Linked DNA regions of Mus musculus: regions 1, 2 and 4 are each linked to region 3. A link is a loop called in an ENCODE intact Hi-C map of the cell type or tissue named here. Cell type or tissue: left cerebral cortex. All regions are shown on one strand. Each heading gives the region's core, and the rest is flanking DNA. Links, peaks and the distances in the headings are about the cores only. Region 1 has its middle 190 kb from the start of Eya1. Region 2 overlaps Eya1 (EYA transcriptional coactivator and phosphatase 1). Region 3 has its middle 14 kb from the start of Gm26273. Region 4 overlaps Eya1 (EYA transcriptional coactivator and phosphatase 1).

Region 1 (7,734 bases), core at 1,115-6,114, 710 kb after region 3:
AAGCCAAAGAACCCAGCTCACAAGGATAGCTTCACAACTTTTAATCCATTTCTTATCATTTATATCCATTCACGAGTAAAGAACTCCCATAACAAAAAGTGACAGCAGAACCTCTTAAAACTTAAACCATCCATTTTTTTTTTAATTTAAGGACCAGCAACAATAATTTCAAATTACAACATCAAGTGTCTGATGAAAGTTCACCGAAGACTACCAGAGCTTCTTGTCTTATAGGAAGGTCATTGGTTTTAAATAAAGGGCTAATCCCTGTAGTTCAGAAATAAATTATTTTTTTTAATATTCTTTAAAATATGTATGGTTACTACAATAATCCTTTCAATCCTTTTTCTTGCTGTTTCTTAAAACATATAGGGTAAGTCACAATCCAAATATATTTACTCTGTGGAAACCTAGTTTCCTATGGTTTAGGGATTAAAGCATATAAAATTTTAAATCAGTTTTTTAATTTGAAGATGTGGAGAATTGTTTCACTATTGCTCATTTAGGAATGTCATTTATTTAAAATATTAGCTGTACTAGATTCAGAAGATAGAATCTCTTTGAGAATTCTCTCTTAAGGAAAAGTATTCAGGCAAAGCACATTGCTTTAGCACAGTATACAAAGTTTTCATTTCTCCAAAGCAGGAGTAACAGAAGCCGACTCATGGAGTATAATGTATTCCAGACACTTGCTGGAATAAACAATGCTCCTGAGACCCTCAGATGAGCAGCCAATAGGGAGCTGTTGACTACTTGAGGGTTTTACACATCTCTTGACCAAATCAGAAATCCACATCCCAAATCATTCACAGGCACACAGTGTGCACATATGTCCTGCCTGGGAAGAAGGTCTCAGTCAGCAAAGGTGTTCTACCGCCCAAGACAGGATTGCTTTTGACATTAAGATCCTTTTTTTTTTTTTTTTTTTAATGTGGCACAAATACAATATTTCCAATGGCGATGTAATGTCTTTGGCAACCCTCTGCCAATACATAATAAGAACATACACTTCTAATTATCCAATTGAGAATATAAGTTTGTATTCATATACTGAGGTGTGTATAGATATTTTTATCTCTAAATTTGTGCATGACTAGTAAATGTCATAAGGGCATAATTATGCATCTCTAAACTTGGATCACACTTAAGACATCCAACTGTTTACATGTCATAAAAGCTAATCTCAACCGCTCTCCGACTTTCAGTCTACACAAAAAAGAAATGCCGGTGCTTTTCACATGTCTATAGGCACAAAAATATTGAAGTGCAATATTCCTCTGCTTTACAACTAGAAACAGAACACACATGATAGAGGAACACGGTTAAGCTGTGGTCCTGGTCAGATTCTTAAATACAGATGTGGAGAAGAGAAAGAGTCCCAGGAGTTAGAGCCCCTTGAGCAAGTGGCTGGCTGTGTTGTGATTGGTCCTGATGTAAAAGACCCCCACCCCCATTATTCAGTGTGGCAAAGTAACTTCATTCAGATAAAGCTTTCCAAATGCCCCTAATGACTGAATTTTTCCACAAGGAGAAGAGGCATTGGAGAGATAGGTTAGTGCTTATGAATTCTTGTTGCTCTTGCAGATGAACCAGGTACAGTTCACAGCTATTAAATGTTAGCTCACAACCCTCTGTAGCTCCAGTACCAAGGATCTGATGCCCTCTCTGGCCTTCACGGCCACCAAACATACATGTAGTATACATATATATGCAGGAGAAAAACTCATACACATAGAATAAAAATAAATCTTAAAAAGAGAAAACAGATACTGCCTATTTTAATTTAGGTCAAAATGTTTTTTTTTTTTGAGCATCATCAGAGAAAGACCAGCTCATATGTGTCCCCAGGTGTGCTACAGGAACAGCTAGAGAAACACTTATCAGAACATTCTCTTCCAATGCCAAACTATGTCTCCTTTGACCCAGCTACATCACTTGATTCACTCTGGAATAATATTAACCCATTGGATGCTGAACATAGTCGGCTAGGGAACATTAATTGAAGCACAACAAACGTTATGCATAAAACTAAAGGCAGCGTTTAAGTTCTAAGACTTTTATAATGTAAATATGCATATGTAGTCTTCAGTCTACTAGAATATCCTATAATTACAAAAAACATTCTATTGATCCCATAAAACATCTTTGAAAGGAACAAAATTAGGTCAACCAGTAGACAGGTATTTATGACGACACCAACAAGCTGATGTCTTTATCCAGCACTTCTTGTTATATTAAGGACTGGTTTTCTAAACCAACTCCCTGTGAATTATATTAGGAAATACAATTACTGTTATAAAAATGTCAAAGGACATCACCAAGTTCTTTAATAATGTCCCAGGGTCTTGAGGTAGACAGGAAAGGACCTGGGCTGTAATGAGCAGAGGGGGAGTTTCCTTTTGTCTTTCTGCACTAAGACTTAGTGAGGGACAAGGATTCCTGAACTGATTCCCACCTGGGAAAAGAATTGAGGTCAATTTACCCTTATCCCATGTCTCACAAATAATTACCATGAAAAATGCTAGTATATGTTTAGTTAATTTTTTAAACAAAATATTGAAATTTCGGTCTTAGATAAAATTTCCAGTTATTGAAATATAATATTTCTGTATTTTAAACCTAATTTGACAATTTTCCTTTTCTCATTTTATTTTCTCTCTTTGCAAATACACACACACACACACACACACACACACACACACACCCCAATCATCCTCCTGGCTTACTAGTGTGTGTGTGTGTGTGTGTGTGAATACTTTTGACTGTCAATGACTGATTTCAAAAAGAGGGAAGTTCTAGAGCTTCCAATTTGCCTTTTCCAAAATAAGGCAACCTAATAATATGCCCATGTTTGGCCTGATGTTCCCTGTAAAAAGTTACTATCTAACATGAGCCTTGGTGGAGTATCATTCCTTAATGTACCCATCCTGTTTCCTTCTCCTACCAGAAAGCAATGGCACGATTGTTCAGTTCAAAGTTCTATGATGTTGTGTAACCGACACACGTAGGGCAATTTTTTTTCTTATCACCCATATAGAATAAAATTGTAAGCGAACTTCAAAAAATATCTAATATATTGTCCTATGAGTATGATTTAGAAAATGAGTATGTATTATGCAAGCATTCCCCAGTGTCTACAGTAAATGAAGAGGTTGAATTCATGAAAAACATGAATTAGATCTCGAGTTTATGCTGCTTAGACTATTTATTTCCCCACACATACTCCTGGAATTTACTTAGGTTTAATTTTGATTACAACTTTCTTACCATGCTATTTGATAGATAGCTAATTATACACACACACACACACAGACACACAGACACACAAACTTTGGTTTAAAGTTGTAAGTTCTTATAAAAAAAGCAATAGCAACAACAAAGACCCAACCCTGTTCCATTCTAAGTTCTGTTACCATAAAAAAGAAAACTAAATCTTTGAGAGCTTGAGCTCTCTTACAGTTTTAACAATCAGGACTTTTTCTTAAAAAGCATGGCTTGTGGAAGGGCACTCATTTGGACAAAATAAGCAGCAGTGCATTGACTTGCAGCACTCCTGAAGGCCAGTATCAGAGGGAGCAATAAAGATCATTTCCAAACTTTCCTGTCCTCCATGCCAAACCAGAACCCACCCAAGTGCCAAGATTAGTGCCAAAGGAGTGGTGGCAGGCAGAGAGCAAAATGACCTGTCCGATAAGCAAAGCATGTCTGGGGTGAGGCAAATTATGTTTCCAGCAGAGCACTTGTCTTCATTTCTGGACATGTTCTGGGAGGCACTCTGAAGGGCCAGTTTCCCTAATGAAAACCTAATGTGCCTGGGAGTATTAGTCCGATCTGCAGAGATTGCACGTGCTGATTGAGACTGACTGCTTTCCTTTTGTTGTCTGCTTGCTTGGCTGGGTGGTATGTTTTACTCTTGCTATCATGTGGTTGTTTTTCAAACACTAGACACATGCAATTCCTAAGCTGTCCTTTAAGGATCAGAACTGAATTCTGCTTCATGGACTCACTTCACCCAAGCATTAACAGGATACTAAAACGGTGGATTATCTGAATCACAGCTGTAACATATATAATGTATAGTGAGCTTGAACAGAGGGGGCAAATTTCATCCTCTTAGTTTGATCCCCACAAAGCATGTTGAATACTCCTGCCGTTTTAATCCTGAAATCTTTGTCCCAGATTTCTAATTGTTAATTTGCTGAAGATCCCGAAGTAAGCGCCCAACCTAAACAGACACAACACGTTAGAGACATTTTCCTCTTAAACGATCGAATCTATATTTTCAAAAGTAAAACTCAAATTACTTGACAAAGATCTAAGAGAACCACTGGTAATCGGGTAGGGTAAAATGCTGCATGGACTCTGAGCTTTTCACAAACAACAAAAAAAGTGTAATTGCTGCTCATAGCGTGTTTTAATCTTCGAAGTTATGTATGATTCCTTAAAGACTGAAGTCAGTAATTTAATGAGCCTGGGTTGCGATCCTGCAGCACTTGCATTTTGACAAGCAATCAGACTAATTTACATTTACAGAGGCAAACTGGAAGTGTTGTGTTTACCTGTGGTGTTGAATGTGGCTTTCCAGAGAGTTCAGACAGAAGGGGACATGAATACACTTTGAAAATTAATTGCATGTTAAAAGTGCTGATTAAACCGTTTGCTCCGGAAAAACGAAAAATGTATAGTGCAGGAAATACTGGGAAAGGTAGCTTGCAAGATCAGTAATAGTTGACCCATTTGAAAATTGAGATGAGAAAAAAGAGGAGGAAGAGGAGGAAGAAGAGGAGGAGGAGGGTAGGGCAGAGGGTCGCACGATGTTCTGTAGCTACGAAGGACTCGTCCTGGACCAAAGACCAAAGGACTCCAGCCGGATGCAGATAGTTAAGTGAAATTCACCTCAGACAGGAGGGTTTCCTTTGTTGATTTCTAGTCCTCTCTGTGTAAACCTAGCTTCTTGCTCAATGCTTCTCTGTTCCCTCCAAGCTAGGAGGCTGGGACTTTCTCGGTAGTCAGCAGCGCATCCCAGGGGATCAGCTCGGCCAGCAAGTCCTGATTAGCGGGCCCTGTAGCTCTTTCTGGTGGCTCTGCAATCCGAAATCAGACCCTTTTTCTCACTCTGCATTGGTTTTCTTACTACTGAGAGAGAGAGAGAGAGAGAGAGAGAGAGAGAGAGAGAGAGAGAGAGAGAGAAGAAAAGGGAAAAGAAAAAAAAGGAAAAGAAAACAAAAAATCCCAAACCCAAACTGTATAAGAAACTGGAGAACAGCTGGAGAAGTAGAAGCCCACACGTGGTTCTGTAAATTGGGTGGGAGGGGGAGGGGGCGGGGGGAGGGGAGAGAAGTGAAAGTAGGAATGAGGATAGTCTGAGCCTTCCTTATTTTTCCTTTCTAGTATATATTGTTTTAGCTCTTTCCAGCCCCGCTTGTCTGATAAAAGTGGAAACTAGATGACAGTGGTTTCAACACACGGTGTTAAACGTAGCAGCAGCAGCACACTGGAAATGTTTGTGGGATACTTCGGAGGCATCTCAAAGAGAGATGCTGTTGGCAAGGCTGTTCCGATGCGGGAGATAGTTCCCCCAAAGAGATATGAACAGCGCCTTTGTCTAAACTCAAGATTAAAAGATGTGTCTACTTCCTCAAACAGGATATTCGAATTTCATTCATTAATAGTGACTCTCTTCTCTTAAGAAGTAGAGAAAATGAAGATTTTTGGTAGCTTTTTCGTCTTTAAAAACAGGTAGGCGGGGGAGTGGCTTACTTCTGGAAGCTGTGTTGTTTCACTAATTTAATTTTTTAACGAAAGGACATATTTTTGTGAGTCAAAAAGACAAATATTGTCAACAAAGCTGCATTCTTCGATAAGCTAAAATCAAACACACTCCATTGCAAATCTGTGAGACTACTACCCTTTCTATCACACTGAGGGCTTAGGAAAAAAGAAAAAAAATGATTTCCCAACAAAAACAGAGTTTTGTTTTTCTTCTCTGGCATGGCTTCAATTAAGCAAAACATGTCGGCAAAACTGCAGTAAAAACCCTAGGCGATGTAAATACCCAAAGAAATTCAAGGTTGATTATATTTGGGGGTCACTAAAATTTCATTACTATGTATCACTGAAGTAGAGAAGTCAGAGGCCTCAAAGCAGATGAGACCGACCCCCTCACTGTGTGTGTGTGTGTGTGTGTGTGTGTGTGTGTGACAGAGAGAGAGAGAGAGAGAGAGAGAGAGAGAGAGAGAGAGAGAGAGAGATTTCTTCCAGTTAGGAAAAGCAAAACACATGAAATGTAAATGCAAGAGGCATATCTTGGTTTCATTTTTCTAGGGCCAAGTATGTATTTTGGAGATTTTGAAGGCCAGTTGCCAGTTCTTGGATGTATGGGAATAAAACACTCGCACAAATGCCAAATGCTTGCGGTTTATGCAAACAACAGAAAATCCCGGGTTTTGCATTTAGGTAGATAAATGGAGAGATAAAATGACAGAAATCAGTTACAGTTTGTTGTGGATTTATCTCCGCGATAGGATTTTCCCTACGTTTCCAAAACATGTTCATTTACAAACACTTGCTAATAGTCTAAGCACCTGGGACCAGCCATTTCCTTACTTCGCGAGTGTGAAGTTCTTGGGGAGCGGTAACCTAAGAGATGCTGGAAAAGCAATTCCTTGCAGCTAGACCTAAAGACCTAAAGAAGCAGTAAGGTTTCTGGATTTTGCGGGGATGTTTTATGAGAAGAAAAGAGCTGAAGGGACCTGCAGGGCGCCTGAGATGCCACGCCTTGTAGAGTTTTGAATAACACCTTTTCCTCGATTGCTAGGCGGGAAAAGGAGGGGACTCTTAGGTGGAAGAAATGAGGGCGATTTGGGTGCTTCATCTGGTCCAGTGAAGAAGGCAAATCAGGAAACCCTTATGACTCTGGCCCATCCTTTATGGAACTGGTCGGCAGTGAGCACTGCACACTGAGCAGCTAGCTGCCTGCTGCGCGGGTCACAGCCGCCTCAGTGGCCCTCCTGCTCGCCCTCTGTACTCTCGAGCTTCCGAGACCCGGACACCAGCCCGCTCCCGGCGGCGTCTATTACGAGCAGCTGCTTCTGCTTAGCCCAGCGAGGATCAGTTGGCCCCAGCCCACCGCCTCTCCTCGGCTTCGGCTCCTCCCTCCCCTCTCTACCTTCCCCGCCTCTACCCCGTGCACCGCGGTGGCTGCCGCAGGTCAACGCGGTGTCGCAGCCACCCGCCTGGGTTCACAGACCCTGGATGGGGTGCGGGGCGGGGCGGGGCGGGAGATAGGGGCGGGGGCAAGGGGAGGGAGAGGGAATCGGGAGACTACAGATGGGCGCTACCCAGGAGGATCCCGAGGCCTCAGGAAAAAGGGCAGTTGGGAGCAGACGCCTGAAGAGGCCCGGGACATCGGACTCTGCAAGTCACCTGCGGCGCCCGGGAGCGTGGGCTCCGGAGAAAGGCCCGTGGTGTGCAGGTGTGGGGAAGTTTCCCCGCAAGTGCGAGGCACGTCGAGGCGCTCCACGACCATCTAGGGCACTGTCGTCTAGAGGTCCTCTCCTTGGTCCAGTAACCCCGCTGGCAGCCGTCGCTAGAGACTTAGAAGGAAACAGTAGCTGCGGGTCCCAAAGGTTCGGATGGGAGTTAGGCAGGAAGTCAAATCTGCAGCTACTGGCGGTGTGGGCAGAGGAGTGGGCTCTGGGGTTGTCCCAGCAGAAGCTGACAAAAGTCCTCTCT
Region 2 (7,734 bases), core at 1,178-6,177, 520 kb after region 3:
TGGGTGGCTTGTCTATCTGAAGATAGATTTAAGCAAGAGAGGAAGTAGAACCGACCGACGGCTCTCACTGTACAAATTCTATACCCGCTACTTATACATTAAAACTGTTTCTGTGTAAATTTCATTTGACGACTGAGATGGAGGGAAAGGTGCTTTCTGCAGAGGAGGCTGGGTTGCTAACTCAGCACAAAGCTTCTCCTTTCACAACAGCTATTCTCCATAAACTCTGGGCAGGGACATACTCACTCGTAAAGACAGCCAGCAAACAGTTGTAGATAAAAGTAATTACTATTGGCATAAAAAACAAGACATAACTGAAAACTCAGAAATAAATGATTTCTGTGTCTTGTTATGAATTTCTTAGCTTTTCACATTCTAAAGGGCTTTCCCCAATACATACTCAAATACTGCACCCAAACGATAATATTTACATTATTTACAAAATGATTCATAAATTAATTATGCTTATGTTTTTTAAAACCTGAGCTAAAAGATCATGTCAATTGGGGAACTGATATGTAAGGGCTTGTCTATAAATCGAATCCTAACACAGATGACTCATTAAACTTCTAATAAATCTTACTTAATGAATCCATCACAATCCTGAGGCTTAATAACAAATATATGAGCACCAATATCAGTGACGAGTTTTTCCACAGGCTCCAGCTGAAATTAATGTAACCCAATGGGCAATATGTCCTCCTATACATCTGAGTTATAAAAATATACATATCACCTAAGTGGCTGTGCATAACAGACAGTAATGTGTATACACCAACCTTCTGTATTTTCAATGAAATATGTATGGATTGAAGAAGATGTGTCTATTTATATACAATTTACATGAACATTCCTATGCACTAATTATATTAAAATAATTATAACACTGTGTTTAAAGTATTCTACTCGATCTGCAAGAAAGCGAATACATGTTATGCATACTTGCCAAATAGGCTTGTGTACTTCATAGGTATTAAGTTTTAGTTTCTCTTGTTTATACTACAGTGGCCAAAGCCACAGGCATACTAGACACAAAAACTGTTTCCCTAATTTAAGAAGTAATCCAGTTCAGTGTTGACATTTAAAAAAATTTTGGTTGCATTTGCTAACAAAACAGAAAATAAAATGAAATAATTCCAAATTTTCAATAGTCATTATAGCAAAATGATGTAAAGTAATACCATGCTTGGGATATGCAGATCAACAGAAGAAACATATTCAAATTTAAAAGTATTATGTGTATACACATTGTATATATTTCAATACATATGTTTATATGTGTCTTAAACTAACACCAGTCGATGGAATGTGATAATCCAGTAATATGGGAGTCCCAATTAGAGGAGAACACGGATTAAGTCAAATCACTTAGAAGCGAAGGGAATGTCTGATGTATCTGAGGGCTGGGCTCACAGGCAGAAAGAGAGCAGACACTAAGAGAGAGACAGGGCAGAGCAAGAAGAGCCGGACTCACCTTCGGTGCCATTGGGAGTCATGGAAGTACTATTTATATGAGAGCTATCGAGTTTGGGACCACTGGGGGATTCGCTACTACCACTCAGTCGGCTATGCGGGCTGGTTAGATCCTGCATTTCCATAGACCTAAAGACAAGAAGCTTTCTGTTTGACAGATGTACCAAATTCATAACACCACTATTTAATGTGCTAACGACTTGACACCTCCTTTGAAACACACGCACACAAAAACCCCATTGTGTCTATTTTCTTAGACTGGTGATAGTTCACCTTGCATCTGACTCCAGCCCTTTTCGTCACGTGTGTTACTAAAAGGTGTCTCTCAGCCTGTGTAGCCAAAGTTTAACATGCAGTTTTTTTTTAAGTCTTTCCCTCCTCTTGTATAATGATAGTCATAAGCTAGTGTAAGACAATGGCATAGACTTTAGCATTCAGAGGAAAACATGAAGTCATATTTATATTAAAACAAAACCCCAAGCATGACTTTCCTAAAAGAAAAAGCAAACATGCGAACACATGGAACAGAAATAAATCACAATCTGTACACTCCGTCTCATGTAATAAATTAGCACTGGGTACTCCCTTTATACTTTAACACCCAGTTGTTATTTAATGGGTCTCCAAACCAAATAAAACCCTTGAAGCCTCCTGTCCAGTGACAGGGAATGGGACTGTCCTGATGCATATGTTTACTCTGGCTTACTACTTAATTGTTCCTCTGTTTCCCTTGAAACAAATGCAGCATTAAAACCCTATGATGTCGGCTCACTTGCTTGCTTTGTGGATTACATACAGCGTAGCCAATTGACAATGGATAAGGCCGGCAGCTCAGGCGGTCCCTGGGACCATTAGCATTCCGAGTACCTCAGCTGTCACTTAGGGGGAAAATGGCAATTCTATGCAATGCTGTAATTTTGCATTTTCACCATATTTAAACCAGTTCAATGCCTCCCAGATGGTCCTAAGTTTGCCGGTTACTTCTGCGATATAAGCACAACGGCAAGGCGTCGTAGTGACAATTTCAGAACTCATATGTACCATGCTAGCGCATGAACAGTGAAACTACTTAAAGTCACTAGATACTTAGACACAACTCCATTTTCTGACAGCACAAACTTTTAAAGTCTAATGCCCATTCAGTATATCCTAAAATTATATTTTTTTCTAAAGACTCATAATCCAGGGGTGTGAGAGTTAATATTACACATATAATGCTGAAATTATTTGCTCCTCACCTCACCTGTGTCATTTTAATTGAGAGGCTACACTGGAAGTGACTGATGGACATCAGTTGTAAAAGAGCTTTTACATGAGCCATTTTACTTCCTCAAAGTATCTGCATTCAAACAAGAAATGATTTCAAATCCAGTGATTCCTAATTATCATTCTACATTCATTTTTCCTAAAAACAGACAGCAACTGCCTCAAATCAAGACTCTTATGCCTTTCCCACATAACGTAATAATTTTTTGCAAGTACACTCATATACACATGTGCGCGTGCACACACACACACACACACACAAATTGGTAAGTCGTTCCCAACCCAGCCTGTTGCTATTAATAGAAATAATTAAGAAATACTAGACAAATATAGATCCGGGTCACAGAAAGGTAAGCTACAAAAAATGTTGAATATCAACGAAAGTCTTACCTGCAACTTGAGGAAAGAGCAACATCGGAACTGCTGTGAGACGTTCGCACCTGTGGTCAGGGGTAGACAATTAGAAGTGGTTGTTAACTGTGCTTCACTGTCAGCTCTTAATTACATAGAGCACATGGCTGAGCCCTACAATGCTCACTTTTAACCAAACGAGAAAAGGGAGGATACTGCAGCCAGGAAAGGCATAGTGTCTTTAAGTGGAGGGCTCAACTGTTGTTTCTTCCTGCAGGTCTATCCTCCTCCCCTCCCCTTGTCAGGAGGGGAAGGCAGTCAAATGACGGGCTCGTGATTCATCACTGGCCTATGACAGCTGCAAACGGGATTACCCCTCCCCCAGTCAACACGCAAAGCAATCTCGCCCCAGCAGCTTGGAAAAGGTGCTTGGGAAGAAAAAAAAAAAGCTATTAACAAATGAGTATGTTTAACAGCAGCAGTAGTTGGGGCATTAGCCCCCAGCATCCTCCAATCTTTCATCTTCTGCTCTAGCCAGCTGAACTAGAGCGCCCGCCCACCCCCTTAGCCTCCTCACTATTTCTTATCCTTATCAGGATGGTTTTCTTCCAGTTACCTATTTGTCATTTAACAGTCAATGAAACAGCTTCGGGCAATGCTGTGGTCAAGAAACAAGGCAAAGACAGGCTTTCATACCCCAAGTCCCAGCTCTCAGCAATGTACTCATTTAACTATGCCAAGGTAAAAGCCAGCTATGCTGGACAACATGAAAGTGTGTGTGTGTGTGTGTGTGTGTGTGTGTGTGTGTGTGTGTGTGCGCGCGCGCGCGCGCGCGAGCACACGCACGTGAATCGCATCTTGCAGACTGAAGTAGGATGCATATTTGAGTACGCGATTCACCAGCCCCGTCACCCTGCATATTGAGTTTCCAGATAAGTTTGAACTGAGAAATTTTACTGCACAGCTCCACTAATTCAAAGTAGTACTAGTCATTGCTCCTCAGAGGCAGTTGTGAAGGGCCAGCAGGTAATGAGTTCAGGTGAGCCAGGCTGATACCCGCTTGCAAGCTCCCACCAACTCTTGGGCAGGCAGAAAGAAACACTGGCTAACTTCAGAAATGGCACAGTACTCCAAATGTACGTTTGATGTACGTTTTCATTCAACCTGAACTGACATCAATTAAGGCTGCAGAACAAAGATGAGAGCTGAAGCGTCTCAAATGACATTAAAGTTAGCCACATAAACATCTTCTGTTGAGTCCTGCTAGTTTTTAATTATGATTTATGAAATTAAGAAACACAACCTTTTTTAGCAAGAATAAAGCATCATTAAGCTTGAACAACTTGGGATAATGTTACTTGGAACTTCTAGGTATGCATTTTTTACGTGCAGGACAAAAACACTTCTTTAAGATGTTTGAGTAACTGAAGTTACGGAGTGCTAACTTTAATGACTGTAGATGGCCATTATTTGCTAACAGTTTTCAGTCATTTTTTTAAAGTTAATGTTCTCACACAAGATTAAATGGTTTTCTTTAGAAACTGCAGCAATATATCTCAAGGATAAAATTCTCCTACTTTTATACACCTGGGATAAATTATAGGTGAGAACGGACTTCATTTTCAGAACTCTCCTGGCTTAATTACATAAAAGTACATTAAAGCATACTTACTGCTCAATGCTAAAATACATCCCCACTGTAAAATCAGCCAGAATACCTAATCTTGAAAATAGAACTTTATTTCATTGTAAGCTTTTAAAGTTTCATTGTATTTATATTTGAAGTTTAAAACCTACTGTTTCTCTTAGTTTGGCAAAAACATCAAATTTGGTAGTAATAAATAAATAATAATAATAATAAAACCAGCAATGAGAATATTCTAATGAATTTTGTTATTGAAAATAAAAAGCGGCTTAAGAGTGAATTTCTCTTCTGCTGGCAGCCTAGCTTCTTCTTTACTTTGAGAGAACAGTTTTTGAAAAGTCCGTACCCATGCTCTTCCTCTCATTAAGTGTACTTCAGATATATTCTTTTGTGTCTCAAGGATTATTTAAACCATGTGTTGTGTGTTACTGTATTTAAAAATGACTCTTTAATCAAAATAACTTTAAAACAACTAATCCTCACTTAGGCTGGTCAGCTGAACCCACATCGTGGTCCAGGAAAAATAAATCTACTCTCAAGAATGCGAATGCAGACAACAATTAGACACAGATGTGAGTGAAATTAGTTACAGTTTACAAAATGCTACACTTCACATGCTTTAGTTTTTTATGTGCAGTGCAAGGTTACAGTGTGGTAGGGAGACGTCCTTCTTCCTCCAGTGGCTTATCTAAAAAGCACACCTCTTTCTGATGGCTGGACATTTCCTCCTGTGTTTGAAAATGTCTGCATAAGCTTTTTTTTTCCATTTAAACCTCTAAAACCAAGGTGCATTTCAAAAAAATAATTAATAAAGGATATTTTCATTCAAAATAAGGGGAGTTCGTGATTTCTAAAAAAGTTCTGCTAGGTACCCAATAAGTCTACTTGTTTTATCTGTAAAGTTAATATAATTCCTGTTATCTTCTAGTATGTTATTTTTAATTTCAGTACTCTCAGGAATGCAAAATTAATATACATTTTATTATGAATGATCATCTCCTAGCACAACAAAGTCATTCATGTTAATGCTTTTTAAACCCCCTTCAAGTAGAAGCCACACTGTTGTAGCATATAGCCAGACATGTGAAAGAGAAAGGAGAAAGATAACGGAGCTCCTGCGAGTTTCAGTCAAGACTCCTGCTCTAGCAACTATGACTTCTGATTAGTTAATGAGGTCTTTTAAGTTTGCCTTTTTTTTCTAATTAAATTTATAATTCTTCACAGATGTAACTTTTGTTGATGTTCAATTTGTCTCCCTCATTTTGTTAAAGCTCACATAGTACTTCGTCAATCCATTGAACAGCCACATTAAATCTGCTAATACCGTGCTCTTCAACCCCAGAAATTATTTCCAGAAGGCAAACGTGCTTTGAGAGATCATCAAACAAGACTTAAGGTACACATTTTATCACACTTTCCCTACCACAGAGCTCAGGATACAGAGCAAAACTCATGACTTTTGCCCTGTTTATTATACTTTGCTAAATCACCAATCAAAAGCATCTGACAGCAGATCATGTATGAAGCCAAAAGTTAATAATGTTCTGTGCGAAGTAAACTGCAATGGAAAGAGATTCTAACTCTCAGCCGCACGGAGCCAATGAAATGAGGGACTGTCTAAATTATGGGGTTCCATAGGCTTTTTTGCTTGCTAGAAGCAATCTTTATAAAATGACTAGAATTTAAAACTTTTTTCAAACTGAAAATAAATTTTCAAAGTGAAAGTAGTGAACATACATCTAAGTAGGGCTGGCAGGCAAGCTGCTTTTTTGCCCAACACAGATCAACCTGTGGGCTCCCCAATTTGAAAGACAATGGTTATTTTCTAATCAGAATGTATTGGGGGGGGGCAAAGAATGCTCCTTACGCAGGATATACATTTCTCCTCTGTCTGCATTTCCAGGTCTCTGTTGTAATATAAATCTCAAGTCTTAAAAATAAAACCTCACCCTAAAGTGAGAAAGAACTTCTACGGGGAGGTAAATGTTTGTCACATATTAACACTGCATTTTCTTATCAAAGCTTCCATAAACTAAATGCTCAAATGCTAGTGATATTATCTTAATGTAATATTCTATACAGCTTTTTTAATTATCTCCTTTAAAGAAACCGAGAAAACATAATTCTTCTGAAACCAAAAACGAACAAGTGTTTGGAACACATCATTCCTGTCTTCAGCTTTAAAAAGGAAAGGACTGTTTTCAAAATCAGCATTTATTGACAATGTTGACTGAAATACTTTTGGTTATATGATAAAAAGATTCTGTTCCTGCTGCAAGGACCTCTTTTTTTCCCATTGTATTCTTAGGAAATACATTTTCACACTCCAGTGGAAATTTTCTTTTTCAAAAAATCATTTATCATGCCTGTGAAACTCACAGAGCAGCTGACTTTATTTGGCACTTAAAAGTTGAACTGAACGGTGGCTCAATTAGACTTCTATGTCTGTCACCACAAAGAGTTTTCAAAGGCTGAAAATCCACAGCTGCTTGCTTACTTACTAAACACTTTGGGCCTTAGGAGAACTCAAGCATCGAGAAAGTCAAATATTAAATGTTTGATCATATGAAGGCATGACTATTCCTGTGTGCATGTCCCCAAACTCTAAACAGAGCGGGGGAAAGACTCTCACAAGCATAAAATAAAACCTTCTCTGAAAGACATTAGAAAGACAACTTCAAACCTATACAGCTACACACCATGATTCCCAGCTAACAAGTTTCTATACCCCTGGCCATCTTAAGAAATGAAACTTAAAAACACTTGTCTAAACTCAATGACAGTTCATAATGTATTGAATTATTGCAAACGTTATGCTTAAATGTCTTCAAAATTCCTCCCAAGAGTGTAAGCCTATGAGTTGTTAGCAATTCAAATACTGATTTTGAAGGGCCGTGCTTTACACGAATATTCAAAAGTTTCAAAATCTGGAGTTTAGCTTCCAAGTGCATTCAAATCACAAAAAGGGCCAGAGAGGGACAAATACTTTAAGGGACCAA
Region 3 (7,734 bases), core at 1,342-6,341:
GACGCTCTGTTACCTTAAATGGCTGCTGACGTTTCTTCATAGAGGTAAGTACTGTCGTGTTTTTCTTTCATGTGAAGTAAAAATTCCTGTAATGGAGTACACTTGGTACTCTTGTGTCTGACTTCTTTTATGCCACATAGGTTTTTTTTTTTTTTTTTAAGACTGTGTGTGTGTGTGTGTGTGTGTGTGAGTGTGAGTGTGTGTATGTGAATGCAGGTGACTGTGTATGCCTGAACACAGCACTGGATCCCCTACATCTGGAGTTACAGGCCGTTGTGAGCATACCGATGTGGATGCTAGGAACTCAGTTTGGGTCCCCTGGAAAACAGTGTACAGCCTTATGCTGCGCCAATGGCAGCCCCAGCACATCCTGCTTAGATTCGTCAGTGCTGCCCTCAGTCCGGTTACCATAAGACCACATTTAAAGAGTCTACTATCCCGAGGTTGAATATTTGAGTTGTTTTCAGTTCTTAGTTATTATAAAAAAAACTTTCATATATTTTGGGTATAAATGCACATTCAGTTTTATCCCATTCTTTTTATGATGAACACGGTGGATGCTATAATGTGCCATTGTGCCCGATAGTAGGAATACATTGGGAAGACCAATGGACCACTCAGTTACTTATTTCCACCCTATTGGTTCAAAATATGATTCTGAAATTTTTTTGGGGGGTGCAACGAAATTTATTGATGGTATTCAAGAGAGTAGGGAGGGCTTCCTAGGCCCCTCCTGTTATGGGGATCTGGGGTGGAAATTGTGAGGGAGTTGCTCAGTGTTGGGGGCCGAGTTGGGATAGGGACTCCTCAGCAACCGAGGGCCTCTCTCTTGCTCTCAATGTCCTTGCTGGGGTGGGTGGTCCAGGGTTTCTTAGTCCTTGGAGGCCATGTAGGCCATGAGGTCCACCACCCTGTTGCTGTAGCCGTATTCATTGTCATACCAGCAAATGAGCTTGACAAAGTTGTCATTGAGAGCAATGCCAGCCCCGGCATCGAAGGTGGAAGAGTGGGAGTTGCTGTTGAAGTCGCAGGAGACAACCTGGTCCTCAGTGTAGCTCAAGATGCCCTTCAGTGGGCCCTCAGATGCCTGCTTCACCATCTTCTTGATGTCATCATACTTGGCAGGTTTCTCCAGGCAGCACGTCAGATCCACTACAGACACATTGGGGGTAGGAACACGGAAGCCCATGCCAGTGAGCTTCCCGTTCAGCTCTGGGATGACCTTGCCCACAGCCTTGGCAGCACCAGTGGATGCAGGGATGATGTTCCGGGCAGCCTCATGGCCATCATGCCACAGCTTTCCAGAGGGGCCATCCACAGTCTTCTGGGTGGCAGTGATGGCATGGACCGTGGTCATGAGCCCTTCCACAATGCCAAAGTTGTCATGGATGACCTTGGCCAGAGGGGCTAAGCAGTTGGTGGTGCAGGATGCATTGCTGACAATCTTGAGTGAGTTGTCATATTTCTCGTGGTTCACACCCATCACAAACATGTGGGCATCGGCAGAAGGGATGGAGATGATGACCCTTTTGGCTCCACCCTTCAAGTGGGCACCAGCCTTCTTCATGGTGGTGAAGACACCAGTAGACTCCACAACATACTCCGCACCGACCTCACCCCATTTGATGTTAGCAGGGTCTCACTCCTGGAAGATGGTGATGGGCTTCTCATTGATGACATGCTTCCCATTCTTGGCCGTTGAACTTGCCGTGGGTGGAGTCATACTGGAACATGTAGACCATATAGTTGAGGCCAATGAAGGGGTCGTTGATGGCAACAACCTCCACTTTGCCATGTGGAGAGCAGAAGGCAGCCCTGGTGACCAGGCACCCAATATGGCCAAATCCATTCACACCGACCTTCAGCATTTTGTCTACGGGATGAGGTTGGCACTGCACAAGAAGATGTGGCTGTCTCTGGACAGGATTCTGAAATTTTATAATATCAAAATTTATAATTTGTTCTCCGATTTTTGCTTCAAAACACTTGGGCTGACTGAGGACAACTGCATTACTGTCCAGTGGTCAAGGTCATGATGTCACTGTACAATGTAGTGAGGTGAAGAAATGGGCCATAGGGTAGTAAGCCTATCCCTGCTAGGGGCCAAGAGAATGAGATAGAGTGGGAGGGACAGTTACTGGAGGAAGTGGAACCCAGCAGCTTCATGACTTGGTCCTGTCTTGGTTGAATTGGTCTCAGCTGAGGTGTGGAGGAAAGAGCATTCACAGACCAAGTTATGGTCTAACTTGGGTTTCACTGGCCCCTGTAAACTGAGAAAGAAGTCCTTCACGGTCACTGGGCAGGCCAGAGATGTGTGGCCCCTTTCTCTGTTTTCTCTGTTTCAATCAGAGCTAATTAGTAGACCATGAAAGGACGGTGAAAACAACCTCAATCCCACATCAGTGTTAATGAAATATTCTGAGCTTTGTAAGCAGTCATAATTCTTCGCAAGGTCTCTCAATGTTAATGAGAGTCATCTTCACAGTCAGGGATTAAAATTCTGAACCTAGAAAAGAACTCAACCTTTTGATGTTACCGTGAGAAGTAAAACAAACAAACAAAAACCCCCAAGATCTGCAAACCCTAACGTCCTATAGAGAGGACTTAAAGATGCTGGGGCCCAGCTCGAAACCTCAGCATGAGGCCATAGGATTTGTCAAGAGGTGGTTGTGGAGTTTTTCTTAAATAACAGTAATGGGACCGGATGTGCTGGGCTCTTACTGCTCATCCTAGCCAGCAGACTAATTTTACATTCATTATCTCTTTGTCATTCTTACAATTCTTTCTACAGATGGTCAAGGTGAGGCTCTGGGAAGGCTGGGAAAATGAGAGTCCATCCTGCACGCACTGAACGTGTTTCACTGTGTCATTTACTTTGGGAGGTGCTCCTGCATGCTATTTTTACAGACAAGACCCATGAGCTGTTACTGAACCCTTACGATGTGTCAGGCATTCTGTTAAGTGCATTCCTGGCATTGTTAGCTCCATTTCCCAGCCTTATAACAATCCTGTTAGATATACACCATTCATTATCCCTACATCATGGAGAAGAGAGCTGGGGCTCAGCCATTGTAAGGAACTGGTCCAAATTGTGAGTTCAGTGACCAAAAAGAGAAGACAAAACTGAGAGCCAAAAGTGGTCCTGGGTGTGTTACCTTTGATGTCCGAGGTCAAACGGTTCGAGGCAGAGTGGTGTCTTCCCAGTGTGGCGCTGCCTGTTGTACTTACTGCCCCGCCCCATACCCCCGTGATTTTAGTTCGTGTCGTTATGTCTTATGCAAAGTAGACAAAACCCATTAGGGTTTGCTTTTTTGTGAGATGCTTTTCATCCACACCATTAAGCAATGCTCTCTGCCTCTTGATGTGAGAGCAAATCCTTTAATCTTCACTTGTAGCTTGCAACTTTTCAGCCCTCTGGTATTTTTGCCTTTTAAGTTTTATACTTCCTGTTGCTGGCCTGGTTTTTAAGGGCTATTTTCTGATACAAAGATTCCACACTACTTTTAATTTCTAATGTTTAAAAGTTACATGTACATCTGAGTGTGGGTTTGCTCCCGAGCCAGCATTGCCCTTGGAAACTGTAAGCGGCTGCCATATTCCTTGGAGCTGAAGGTGCCTGATGTGGGTGCTGGGAATTGAATGGGGGTCCTCTGCAGGTTCTGTGCATACTTTAAATCTCAGGATTGTCTGTCTGTCCAGAGCCAACTGCACTGTTCTCAAAAAGACTGGTTTGATGAATGAAGTCAAGGTGAGAAAGTCTTAGCCAGTTTCTGATTTATATCAATTAAATTACTTGGAAATGTATACTTAGATGGGGAAACAACGTCCTAAACTCACTCTCTTGTGTCCTGGAGTGCTGGGTTTTGCCTGGACATGCAATATAAACTGAGAATGTTCCCAGTGACTTTTTTACTAAAAAGGGAAATTAGACTTCCTGAAGCTCTGTCTTTGCACATGGAGGCTGATACGATTTCTGTTTGCTACATGAAAACCGTACTTTTCACGAGGCTAGGGTTCCCATAGGAGACTTTGTGACTTAGTCTATTTCTGTATATCTTTGCCAAACGTTAGAGTCACCATACTCGTTATAAAAATGTGTTAATACTGGCATAAACACAAAGACGATTTTATCTGCATGATTTTAGTGAACCGTTTGGACACAATTAGAAATTCTTGCAAAATGTGTTTGTCATCTGTTTTTCCTTTTTTTTATTATGCTCTTAATATAGTTTGCCCAAATTCCTCAGCAAAAATTTCTATCTGTCAGTCTTCCTGGCAGAAGACGACGGTGAGATTTTCACAATGAAAAAGAAACCAAAGCCTTTTGAATGATATTATGTGTTTTGGGACAAGGGCCGCACCTGAGATCACAGCTGCCAGCAGATGGCAGCACCCCTTCATGGAATCTGCTCGGCAGACACATGGCAAGTAAAGAGATACCCCAGTGAAATCACATGCCATTTCTGAGAAACGCGATAGCCTTGGCCGAGAAGGAGCCCCATTTACCATGATCTGGCCGCTACTATCTCATCTCTCTGTTCTGTTTGATTATTCTGCAGCTCAGCATTTTGCATACACCAGCCTACAAGTCTCTCATATGGCTACCGAGTATGTGTGGAGTTCACTCCTTCAGCAGTAACCCTCATGCAGCGCTTTGCTGTGTCTTCATTTCTGTTGGCTCATGTACTTGCCTAAGTGATGTTTTTTAATGTTGTGTACTGAATGATGAGAAAACTCTGAGGCCCGATACATTAGTATTCTATCAAAATAAAAAATTGGCGGACTGAAGGGATGACCTGGAGTTTATTTCAAGTACCATGCCAGGTGGCCCACAATTGCCTGTAACTCCAGCTCCAGGGGATCTGATGCCCTATTCTGTTTTCCTTAGGTATCCATCCCCACAGATACAGAGCTTGTGCAAACGCATGCGCGCATTCTCTCCCTCTCTCTCTCTCCCTCTCCCCCCCTCTCTCTTTCTCTCTCATACACTCACCACCCCCCTACACCAATAAAAAATAAAAACAAATCTTTAAATATGAATTTGGAGCCTGTGGACACCACAGGAGCTCTTTTGCTTGTGGCGGGTTGGCTGTCTGCTCTTTCTTTATTTCCTGCTTCCTGGGGCCCAGTGGGATGCTTCTAGAATAACACTGGATTCTTACTTACAACATCTACTTGTGAAGTATGGTAGATTTCCGGAGACTGGCTAGATATGGAAACTTCCAAGTCCTTTGAGGCCTATTTAAAAATATATTTTTTTTCCTTCCACAGGAAAGTCTCTCTGGCCTTATGGATGTTCATGTATTAGAATACTTTTGGCTAGAATAGAAAACTCATCCCAAATTGTCTTAAATAATAAGTATATATATATTAATGATAAGGTTCCCAAATGAAGTAATCTTCTGAATCAGTTAATTCAGAGGCTAGACCATGTCCTTGGGCATAGGTTCATTGAGGTCTTTGTCAATTGCTCATCCTTTTTTCTGGTTTTCAGACTGTTGTATGTCAGATCATCACATCAATGCCTGGGTAGCCTGTCTTTGAACAGACCACCAAAGAGAGGCCAGGAATCAAGCAGCTTTCCAGGAGCGATCATTTGGCTCAGGCAGAGTGCCTGGAGAAATTCACAATGTTTACTGTGGAATATTTGGAACTCTTTTTTACCCTAACCCTGTCTTTAAGTAGGTTCCCATGTTCTGTCAGTCCCTTGGAAGTTTGAACACAAAGTGTCAAAAGAGTTGCTATGTCTGACTGGAAGATGTCTTTTTTGTTGGTGAGTAAAAAGGTGGACTCTGAATTTACAAAGCTTTTGGATGAATAGGTGTCTAAAATGGTGTTCTGATGGCTACACTGAAATTATTCCACTAATTATTTGAACTGCATGAAGCAGGTTTTTGTTTTTTAATAATGGTGAAACTTAAGAGAGACTTTAATTTTTTAAAAAATTTTATTTCTCTAAGTTTTCTGTTTTTTTTTTAATTGGATATTTTATTTATTTATATTTCAAATGTTAACCCCTTTCCCAGTTTCCCCTCTGGAAACCGGCTACCCCATCCTCCCTCTCCCTGATTCTATGAGGGTGTTCCTCTACCAACCCACCCAATCCTGCCTCTTTGCCCAGGCATTCCCCTACACTGGGGCATTGAACACCTTCAGGCCCAAGGGCCTCACCTCCAATTTATGTCCAGCAAAGCCATCCTCTGCTACTTGTGAGTTAATTGGTTGGTGGTTTAGTCCTTGGGAGCTCTGGGGGGGGGGGTCTGATTGGTTGATATTGTTATTCTTCCTATGGGGTTTCAAACTGTTTCAGCTCCTTCAGTCCTTTCTTTAACTGCTCCTCTGGGGATCCTGTGCTCAATCTAATGGTTGGCTGCTGGCATTGGCCTTGTATTTGTCAGGTGCTGTGGACTGTACTCAGTCGGCCCCTCAACCCACGGGAGAATCAGAATCCCAGTACCCATGTGGGCAAGAAGTCATCGGGGTGACAAACAGACGCGAACAGAATGGAATGTTGATCTGATTGTAATTTCTCAAAGCAAGCATCAGACTTATATTACAGAAGAAAACAAGGAAGTTAGGTGATACATTAAGGTCAGCCAAGGTACAGTGAGGCTGTCCAATGCAAAATGACTCTTTACACAAAACAGAAAAACGCATACACAAAAGCTAACAGGAACCAGGCAGTGTTTACAACTGGGATAAAAAGCAGCCCCACCTAAGGTTAGCTTATTCTTAGAAACCAGGGGCAAGGGCTTCATGCCCTTGCCATAGTTCCAATTCTAGTATATTGTATGATCCATCTTCTCCCTAGGCCATTATAAATTCCTGTATATGGGAGTGATTCATCTGTTAGTCTAAGTATTTACTCTAGCTCCTTCTTAGACCACAGCCTTCCTTCTTCCTAGCCCATTGTAAATTCCTGCACATGGGAGTGACTCGGCTGTTATTCTAAGCTTACTTTGTAGACTAACCCTGAGATTTCTAGCTCTTTTCCAGTAAATTGTAATGCCTGATTTCTTTCACCATCTCTCTGTCAACACTGGAGGCTTTTCATCTGAATAAGTAGCATTCTTACAAAATTCAAAGCCCAAGGTTGGCCCAACGATTTCCTAGGATATTGGAACACTGGTGGAGGCTAATCTAACTTAGGTATATGTCAAAATCATTCCTTGGAGGCACTTATAATAAAACAATATTGAAAGAAAATACACAGATTCATTCACAAACTGATATAGGGACAAGTTTGGAGCATTCATGCTAAGGGATGCCAAGACTAATAGGAGACTAAGTTTCTGTAAAACTCTTTGCCTCAAAACTGTGTCCAAGCATTTGGGCTTGCCACACAGACTCCACTGGAGTGGGTGTGGCAGTCAGGCTCTGGCAGAGCTTCTCAGGAGATACTTGTACCAGGCTCTTGTCAGCAAGCACTCCTTGGCATCTGCTGTAGTGTCTAGGTTCGGTGACTGCATATTAAGTGGATCCCCTGGTGGGGCAGACTCTGGATGGCCTTTCCTTCAGTCTCTGCTCCACACTTTGTCTCTACATTTCCTTCCTTGAGTATTTTGTTTCCCCTTCTAAGAAGAACTGAATCATCCACACTTTGGTCTTCCTTCTTCTTGAGCTTCCTTTGGTCTGTGAATTGTATCTTGGGTATTCCAAGCTTTTGGGCAAATAGTCACTAATCAGTGAGTACATACCATGTGTATTTTTTTTTGTGATGGGGTACCTCACTCA
Region 4 (7,734 bases), core at 1,630-6,629, 500 kb after region 3:
GCATAAGCCCAGACACAAAGGGACTTGAGAAACCCACTTTGTCAGTCTTCTGCTTCCCATGCTTGCTTCCTCTCAGCTGTGACAAAAACCTCATCACCTCTAAGAAACATCCCACTGTCCTCATTCACTCCCTTCCTCCAGACCCATTCAGAACGTGCATCAAAACAGCGGTCTTCCCAAATCTCTGTCTGTTCTCCCCTGCCAACCTCAGCAGCCTCACGTAGCCAGTGTGGAACCCAGGGCCTGCCATGCCACGGCTCCACTCTGTGGGCTGTGTGGGTTCCGATTCCCTAACGAAGTTTTATCAAAGCTAATCACAGAATGGGCTCATTTGCATGGCCCACTCCAGCCAGCTGCTCTACACAGTGAGCATGATAGAACAGACACAGTTAACATGCATGGGGCAGTCTCTGTCTTCCATTTCAATCTCCATTGATCCTTTCCCACATTCCTCCGTCTGTAAGCCACGCCTCATTCCCCACCCACATGTCCTCAGCAACTATTTTATAGAGAATACTGAAGCGGCATTAAATTGTTCCTCTTCCTGCAACATGTCGGCTGATGAAAACAGTTAAAAGTTCCTGTCCTTGGTCAGGGATTGCTTTCTGCACCAGCACCTTCTTCCTCCTCGGGTCCCTCTCTTCCAGGCTTCCTTTGAAGCGATACCTCACTGCTTGGCTTCACAGGATCTTCACTTCTCACAAAGCAGGTTCTCTTCTACCCAGGGCCATGGGCTGGACTCCCTGAACACATTGTGTATGCAGGGCTCAGAACAGAACACAGGGCCTTAAGCTACTTTGTGCTCTGCCCTACCTCTCTCCTCCTTATTCATGGACTGTCTCTCAACCACAGTCCTTTCCAAGCTGTCTTCCTGGGCACTTGCTTTTAAATTGTCAGCATCAACTGCCTTTTCTACTCCACTAATCCTTCGGTTACTTCCTTACACGGCTTTTCCCAATTTCCCACATTAAACTTTTCTTGGTTTGACTCTTTTAAGCCTTCTAAATAAACCCTTTTCTGCAACAGTTTTCCTTTAAGTCATTGATTCCTTTTTTCTACTGTACTATCTTTCCTCTCCCCCTACCCCCCACCCCCCACCAGATTGCTTGCCTCTGTCTACTCTGGGGTTCCATAATTCTAATTCCTTCCTACCTCACTCCATTTTCTTTCACAATAATTTTTCTGGCCATCCATACCTTTGAAAAATGATTTTTACATAAACAACTCCTCAATCTTCATCCATATACACACAATGTTGTCTGGATTAAACCTGACCCACATCCTGACTAAACATACCACCACCTCCCTCAGAAGCCTTAGCTTTTATGTCACACAGACTGGATGTTTCCCTTCTGGTTGGATTTCTCCTGCCACCTCATTTCTTAGATCCCACTACCAAGCGTTATGGCTTGGATCTTGAGCATGCCTCGGAGACTGATGTAGAGACACGATCTCCTCTGTATGGTGTTACTGAAGGTTGTGAAACTTTAATTTTGTTATTCTTCCTATCTTTTCATGTCCCCACCATGAGATGAATGATTTTCCTGTACCTTATGTTTCAAACATGATGAAGCGCCCTTCCTCTGACAAGAACCTGAAAAGCCAGGATGTGGCCCACTGGAACACTGATAGAGTGTTAGCCAAGTGTGCATAACACTGGCTTCTGTAACCAAAAATGAAGGTGGGGTAGCATATTGAGTCCACCTGTTCACAGACACATAAAATACATAGTCCAAATACCTTTCTTCCTAGTTACCTCAGGTAATTTGTTACAGTGACAGAAAGGTGACAAATCAAACCTATAACTTCTACCACTGTCAACTTTTCCATCTACCTTCTAAACCTCATGATCAGTCTCCTTCCTAATTCCCTTCTGCCTCTTACAAAGGTGGGAAGATTGGAGCAGCAGGTCTACTCACTCAACTGTAGACAATTATATCTTTCAGTGGCCTAGATTTGCACAGTAGTTCTGGTACTAAGGTCTTAGATAGATACACAATAGGCATGAATGAAGTTTTTAGTCTCTATTTATTATGCATTGACTCTTACAAAGCATACAGTCTTGTCTAATTGTTCTGACTCTGTGTGACACTATAGTCTATAAACCACATGCCCCATGTACCCTTATAAACAGACACTTAAACCACAGTGGCCAGGGCTTTCTCCCAGCTCCAGCTTTGCCAGTCTCTTAACTGCTCTCATTAAATATTGGATAACCTTTCCATGGCTGAATTATATACTTCCAAATCCCGCTGAGTCTTCCTTAAAGAAGACTATGACTATGACTTAAGCATAATTGTTTCTCCTTGAACTTTAAAGCCTGTGCCTGTGCCTTTTTCATATATATATCCACTTCAACCCCACTTCATATCTCATAGTCTTAACCATCTTGATGTAGGATAAATTTTTTCACAGCAGGGGAAACATTTTTAAATTGTTCTCTTGACACAACTCAGGCCAATGTATGGCTCACAGAACCCAGTAGTTGTGGAAGGAACAGATCAAGTTAAGAGGTGCACCCACCTGAAGACATGTTTCACTTAATTTAAACCACTAGACACACTGCTCAGGCAAATATAAACATCACTGAAATCTAAGAAAGCTTTTATCCACCCTGCATTATTACTCTGGGAACTTATATGCAAGTTCTCTCATCAAAGTGTCTCATGGACATGACACACAGGCAACACTTGTGCCATTTGAAATCAGGTACAACTTGAGCATTATTATAAAATAAAATATCTTTGGGTGTTTGTTTGTTTAGAGCGTGCCCTTCCTGACTTAGGAAGGAGACAGGGAAATAAATAAATTACCCTAGTTTGGGTAATAATGATGCTGTAGAGATCAAAGAGAGAAAAACACAGCCGAGTAATGGTTCAGATTCAGTGACATCACTTATCCATTCAAAGCTCTGAAACCATAGGCAAAAGTGAAAATGCATGCTTTTGAAAAACCTGTACCAAGTGGTTCAAAAGGAAACAAATGGCACCAAATAAAGGTGGCAAAAAGTGAGTAAAATTCCACACAATAAATCAAAGTAGAAAATCTTCCTAAATATATATTTTATATGCCTGACTTTAAAAAGTTAATTCACCATGTGATTTTTCTTTACCAAAAAAGCACATACAGCTATAAACTCAATGCTTTGCTTCCAGGCAATTCTCACTTAGAAATAAATGAGGCATCTCTTTGTATTTGGACTGAGCCTACAACTTGACGTCTTCCACGGATTAAAGTCATTGTCTCTGTCTACCAAAAGGGGAGAAAAATATTAACTCTTCCAAAGGAGCACAGCTTGTACAACATCATGAATAGAAAGCCATGTTTACCACACTTCACCTTAAGGTGGTATACACTTGGCTCAGGGACTGGGTATTTGCATGTTAGCTGGTAGGCTTCTGGGAAAAGGCTGCATTCTGAGGACTCTGACCAATCAAGACATTAGTCAGTCCATTGATAGTCTTATAATACTGCAGCATTACTGGGAAGTGGTGGAAGGTAGGAAATGGGGTCTAAATGGATGAAGAAGGAAACTAGGGGTCTGCTCTGGAGAGACCAGCCTTGTCACCTGGCCCCTTTTACCTGCCTCTGGACCACTGTGATCTGAATGACTTAACTGTGGGGTGCATGCCCATCAGCAATGATGCTCTCTTTCACCTCAGGCTCGGGTACATGCAGCCAGCTGATCACAAAATGAAACCTTTAAAACTAAAAGCCAAAATACAATCTTCCTCCTTAGCTGCCGGATTCAGCTCCTTGTGTCAGGCATCCCCATCATAGTAAGGAAAATATAACGAACACACACAATCAAGAGGAAATGGTAGGCAACTTGAAGACCTGTTAGTCACAGAAACAGAGCAATGACAGTGGCTTGTGAAGAGGCTGAGGATAGTAGCCCTCTTGTTTAAAAAAAAAAAAAAAAAGTAAATGCAGGCTCCCTAGAAAGGTCCTTTACAATGCTAATTAGCCCCCACCCCCCAACAGTTAGTATTCTTGTCCCACTGGCTCAGGTTCCCAACATATCAAACCCTGGATGGATTGAAACCATACTGGAGCTCACAATCCAAACATTCCCTGAATATGGTGCCAGCTTGCTACCCAAAGCTCTCTCACAGTATCGGTCCCTTTCTCAAAATATTCACTGGCTTCTCCTACTGGCCCAGAAGTTCAAATTCCTCAGCCTGATACTCAGGGTCCTCCAAGAGCTGGCTCCAGTAGACTCCCCCAACCCTATCTCCTATCAATTCCTTCTGCAGCTCAACCTTTCTCCTCCCTATCCCTGAAACTATCCTACCTTTGTTCCCAGTGCTCCCTCATTAGCATGCATTCCAGCTCTTCCCCACCTATTCAAATTCTACCCATTCCCTAAGGGCTCAGATTCCACCTCGGCCTTGAAGCTCTGCCAGAACCTAGCAAGCTGAAGAGCTCTTTCTTCTGAACTCTGAGGGCACTCTTGTTTGCACCAGTGGCTCCTAACCTTCCTGAGAATGAAGCCCTTTTTATGACACCAAAATATTTCAGAACCCAAGGATAGCTTCTTTCTAATCTCCTGATGGAGAAAGTACAGGGTCACAAGACATGCTGTGAAACTACTGACACAAGCTTCACATTTGAGCAGATATAGCAGATGTACACAGGAAAAGGCTGGCCATGTGACTTGCTAATGGCTCACCAAATACACAAATTTGGCTCTATACACAAAACAGTGTTCTCACCTTCAGCTAGCACTCTCCTGCTCTGCATCGTGGTCTGAAGGTCTTAGTCTCCAAAAGCTATTTTGGAACATTATTGTCCTTCAGGTTTTTGCCAAAAGTCAGAATTTGTATCTCCCTCAATGAGACCATGAGCTCCTTAAGTCAGGGTCAGCTGATATTCTTGAACTGCTGAGTTCCTTTTCAATGCTTTGTGCGCAGTAAAAACTTTGTTCTCCCCTTCTATCCCCAATATTGTCTGAAGAAATTTACAAGAGTGTAGAAAGGCAGGAGGACCACCAGGTGACTCACCATAACCGACCACTTGGAGTCACTAATTAATATTTTACTGTTGTGCTCAGCTGACTGAGCTAGGAGTCTGCTAAGCTTTCCTATATCTGTCCTCAAAAAGAAGAAGAGGAAGAAGGAGGAGGAGGAGGATGAGGAATAATAATCTCGTTCATCTATCCTCAAATAAGTTGTGTATGTCAAAGATTTCTTCTAAACAGTTCATCATTCACATCGTTAACATGCATGTTTGTTTATGGCTCCTTCCTTTTTTCAGTAGAATTATCCAGATTGTAAGGTCCAGGTTTTAAATGTGTCCTTCAATGATTTCCAACAGACACCAGCCTTTAGAAACCAAAGGGCAAGCTAAATATTCCCTTTAGCTTGCTATAAGGGATATATAACATAATGGTAAAAAAAGAAAAAGCCCCATGCTAAGAATTTAGCATGTAATACAGCAGTCTCCATTTCTGACATAAGCAATGTCTTGTGTAGCTTTTAGAATGGAGAAGTAATAATTCATTACATAGTTGTGATGTGTTGAGCACCTCTTGTGTGGCCAGTATGTACTGAGCACTTTACAAGCCAGCCATAGCTCCTCTACTCCCCCATGGCAAGCATAAAGAGCATGTATTAGACTTGTGTCCTTTCAAAGATGTGAAAATTGCAGCCTAAAAATATTCCGTAACAGCCTGAGAGATCACATGGCTGGTTTCTCACTGTTGCAGTTAATTTCTCTTCTATAAACCTGCTGAAGAGTGTAAGGTTTCTCGAGCAGAGCCTTCTCGTCCTGGACTGCTCCTCTCTAGAGCTAGAGATAACCCGAAGGTGGCACTGAACAGGCTAGTCTGGGAACACCAGGGCACCGAGGAGAAGTGTATCAGTGTATGTTGCAAATTAGCAGATGGTAAAATCAACCAGTGTTTGAAGATTGGAAGCAGATGATCTGGCTCAGACTCAGAACCTCAATCATATCAATATGGAAGGATGGTTTATTTGCCCAAAATGCAATCAAACCACCAAATGATTAGTACCCCTTTCCTGTCTCTTGCTAAGCCCCAGGAGCTCCCAGATAGTCCCCTTACTCACACTCAATATTAAATGACGGAGTGCTATTAAGTACATCAAGTACTCTGAGTACCTGCAAAAGCTGTTCCGAGATGCCAAAAACCCAGAGTAAAACAGACACTCATCCCTCCTCCTACGGAGGCCCTGCTGTACCAATTCCAAAGGAGAGGCTTCTTTAAAACACAAGCGCCATCATTATTTCATAGCAGCTACTAATGTTTTGAACACATAGCAGATGCCAGTAACGTTCTCTTAATTAGTCTATCTGTCAAGAGTAAATGGGTAATTCCCATTGCACAGCAAGGGTTTAAGAGTCTATCCAATGAACAGAAGCACTTTCTTAGAGTCAGAATGCGTTCAGTCTGCTGCCTGAGGCTCTCTCGGTAGGTACCATTATCATCTTGATTACACAGGTCTGAATCAAAGGCCAGGAGCTGGCTGGAGACTGACTGCCCTGCGAGCCCCACCAGCCCGCTCTGCTGCTCTTAAGACCCACCTTTGTTACATGGCCAGAAATCGCTGAACTGACTCTGAGCCCCAACTAGTCAGCCTGTGAAAGAGGCACTCACTCTCAAATCAGGTTGCCACTTTCCTTCACTTTTCAGTACGGCTCCTGTCTCAGCCCCATCTTAAGGCAAATATGAAATTGGTGCTGAGCTGATATATGTAAACAGGTAGCATGGCTTTGGTAATTTAACCTGTCCTTTCTCACTACCCACCCTACAGCACTGTATTGGTTCAGACACAAACTAAGTCACAGCACTTCTATCTACCTGCCCAAGTTTTGAGCCTGGTATGCAGAACTGGAATCACCTGTCTGGGTTTACACTTTGGCCTCATTTCTCTACACTCTGTGTTGTGTACTTAACACACAACACACACACACTTTACACTGACTGAAGTGTGATGTTTTATTACTCCTTCAATTGTTCCCTTCCTTAAAATTTTTGCCTCCAATTACTTTTGCCATATTTTAAAGATGCTTAGCCCATGTTTATTAACAACATCATTATGCATATCATTATGCCACTTGATTTTACCATATTATGTAGGAGTGGTTTTATCATTGCTAAAATGCAAAGTCCAATAGTTCCACTTGTAAAACAGTAAGTTATTATGGGTCAATTGTAGATTGGCTACTGTAGCTGAAATCAAAGGCTGGCGATGATGTTCACTGTGGCCGTTCGCTGGGTGGACCAACTAATGATGTCCTCAAGAACTGATCCACGAAGATGAGTACTTTCCAAACTGAAGCTTTAACTAGTTCCCTGGATAGTTAATGTGTTATAAGTAATATAATGGGTGCCCTGCTCCTGTCATGACTCATTTACAGGATTTACTTAGTAGCAAGGACATTCATTCAACAAATACCTATTCCAGAGCTGCCAGATATAGGGCACCATGACAGTGACCAAGTCTGTCCTGCCTTCAAGGAACTCAGGGCTCTGCCAGCAAAATAATAGTGTATGTGGATACTGTAAACCTTGCATCTCGGCCAGAATATTAGATAAGCAGATATAAAAAGTCTTCAAGCAGGTAAAGAACTTCAGCAGGCATGAAGTTTGCCATCTAGGAACTGTGTGAATCTCATGTTTCAGAGAAAAGGAATGTAAGGTCTGAGGCAATCCCAGCATGCTTATGTGTCTCCTCTCCAACACAGTCCACTCTCTCTTTGTAAAGCTGCTAT

What was found. Peaks named below come from ENCODE experiments on the same cell type or tissue, not always from the same donor. Only the 100,000 strongest peaks of a DNase experiment are listed, where the experiment ranks them.
Region 1: a loop joins it to region 3, with 2.1 times the contacts of the local background. A loop is called at or near these places in 2 of 42 quality-filtered maps.
Region 2: a loop joins it to region 3, with 4 times the contacts of the local background. A loop is called at or near these places in 9 of 42 quality-filtered maps.
Region 4: it touches region 3 in a loop (3-fold over the local background); 7 of 42 quality-filtered maps call a loop at or near these places.

Annotation. Positions count from the first base shown.
Region 1 is chr1:14,499,561-14,507,294 of GRCm38, forward strand. No RefSeq gene overlaps it. Among named protein-coding and RNA genes, the nearest start is that of Eya1, 190 kb to the left of the region's middle. In left cerebral cortex, for the core only: no CTCF peak of the experiment used is centred there; DNase peaks (open chromatin) are centred at 4,210, 4,510, 4,743, 4,887 and 1 more place.
Region 2 is chr1:14,301,296-14,309,029 of GRCm38, forward strand. It overlaps Eya1 (EYA transcriptional coactivator and phosphatase 1), which reads right to left. Exons shown (of 18, transcript NM_001310459.1): 2 at 3,130-3,179; 3 at 1,475-1,602. The coding sequence starts at 1,598. Among named protein-coding and RNA genes, the nearest start is that of Eya1, 5.0 kb to the right of the region's middle. In left cerebral cortex, for the core only: no CTCF peak of the experiment used is centred there; a DNase peak (open chromatin) is centred at 3,367; H3K4me3 peaks cover 1,371 bases.
Region 3 is chr1:13,785,012-13,792,745 of GRCm38, forward strand. It overlaps the pseudogene Gm5523. Among named protein-coding and RNA genes, the nearest start is that of Gm26273, 14 kb to the left of the region's middle. In left cerebral cortex, for the core only: a CTCF peak has its summit at 4,384 (motif pointing right); a DNase peak (open chromatin) is centred at 4,398; H3K4me3 peaks cover 421 bases.
Region 4 is chr1:14,288,110-14,295,843 of GRCm38, forward strand. All of the region lies in intron 3 of Eya1 (EYA transcriptional coactivator and phosphatase 1), which reads right to left. Among named protein-coding and RNA genes, the nearest start is that of Eya1, 18 kb to the right of the region's middle. In left cerebral cortex, for the core only: no CTCF peak of the experiment used is centred there; a DNase peak (open chromatin) is centred at 4,472.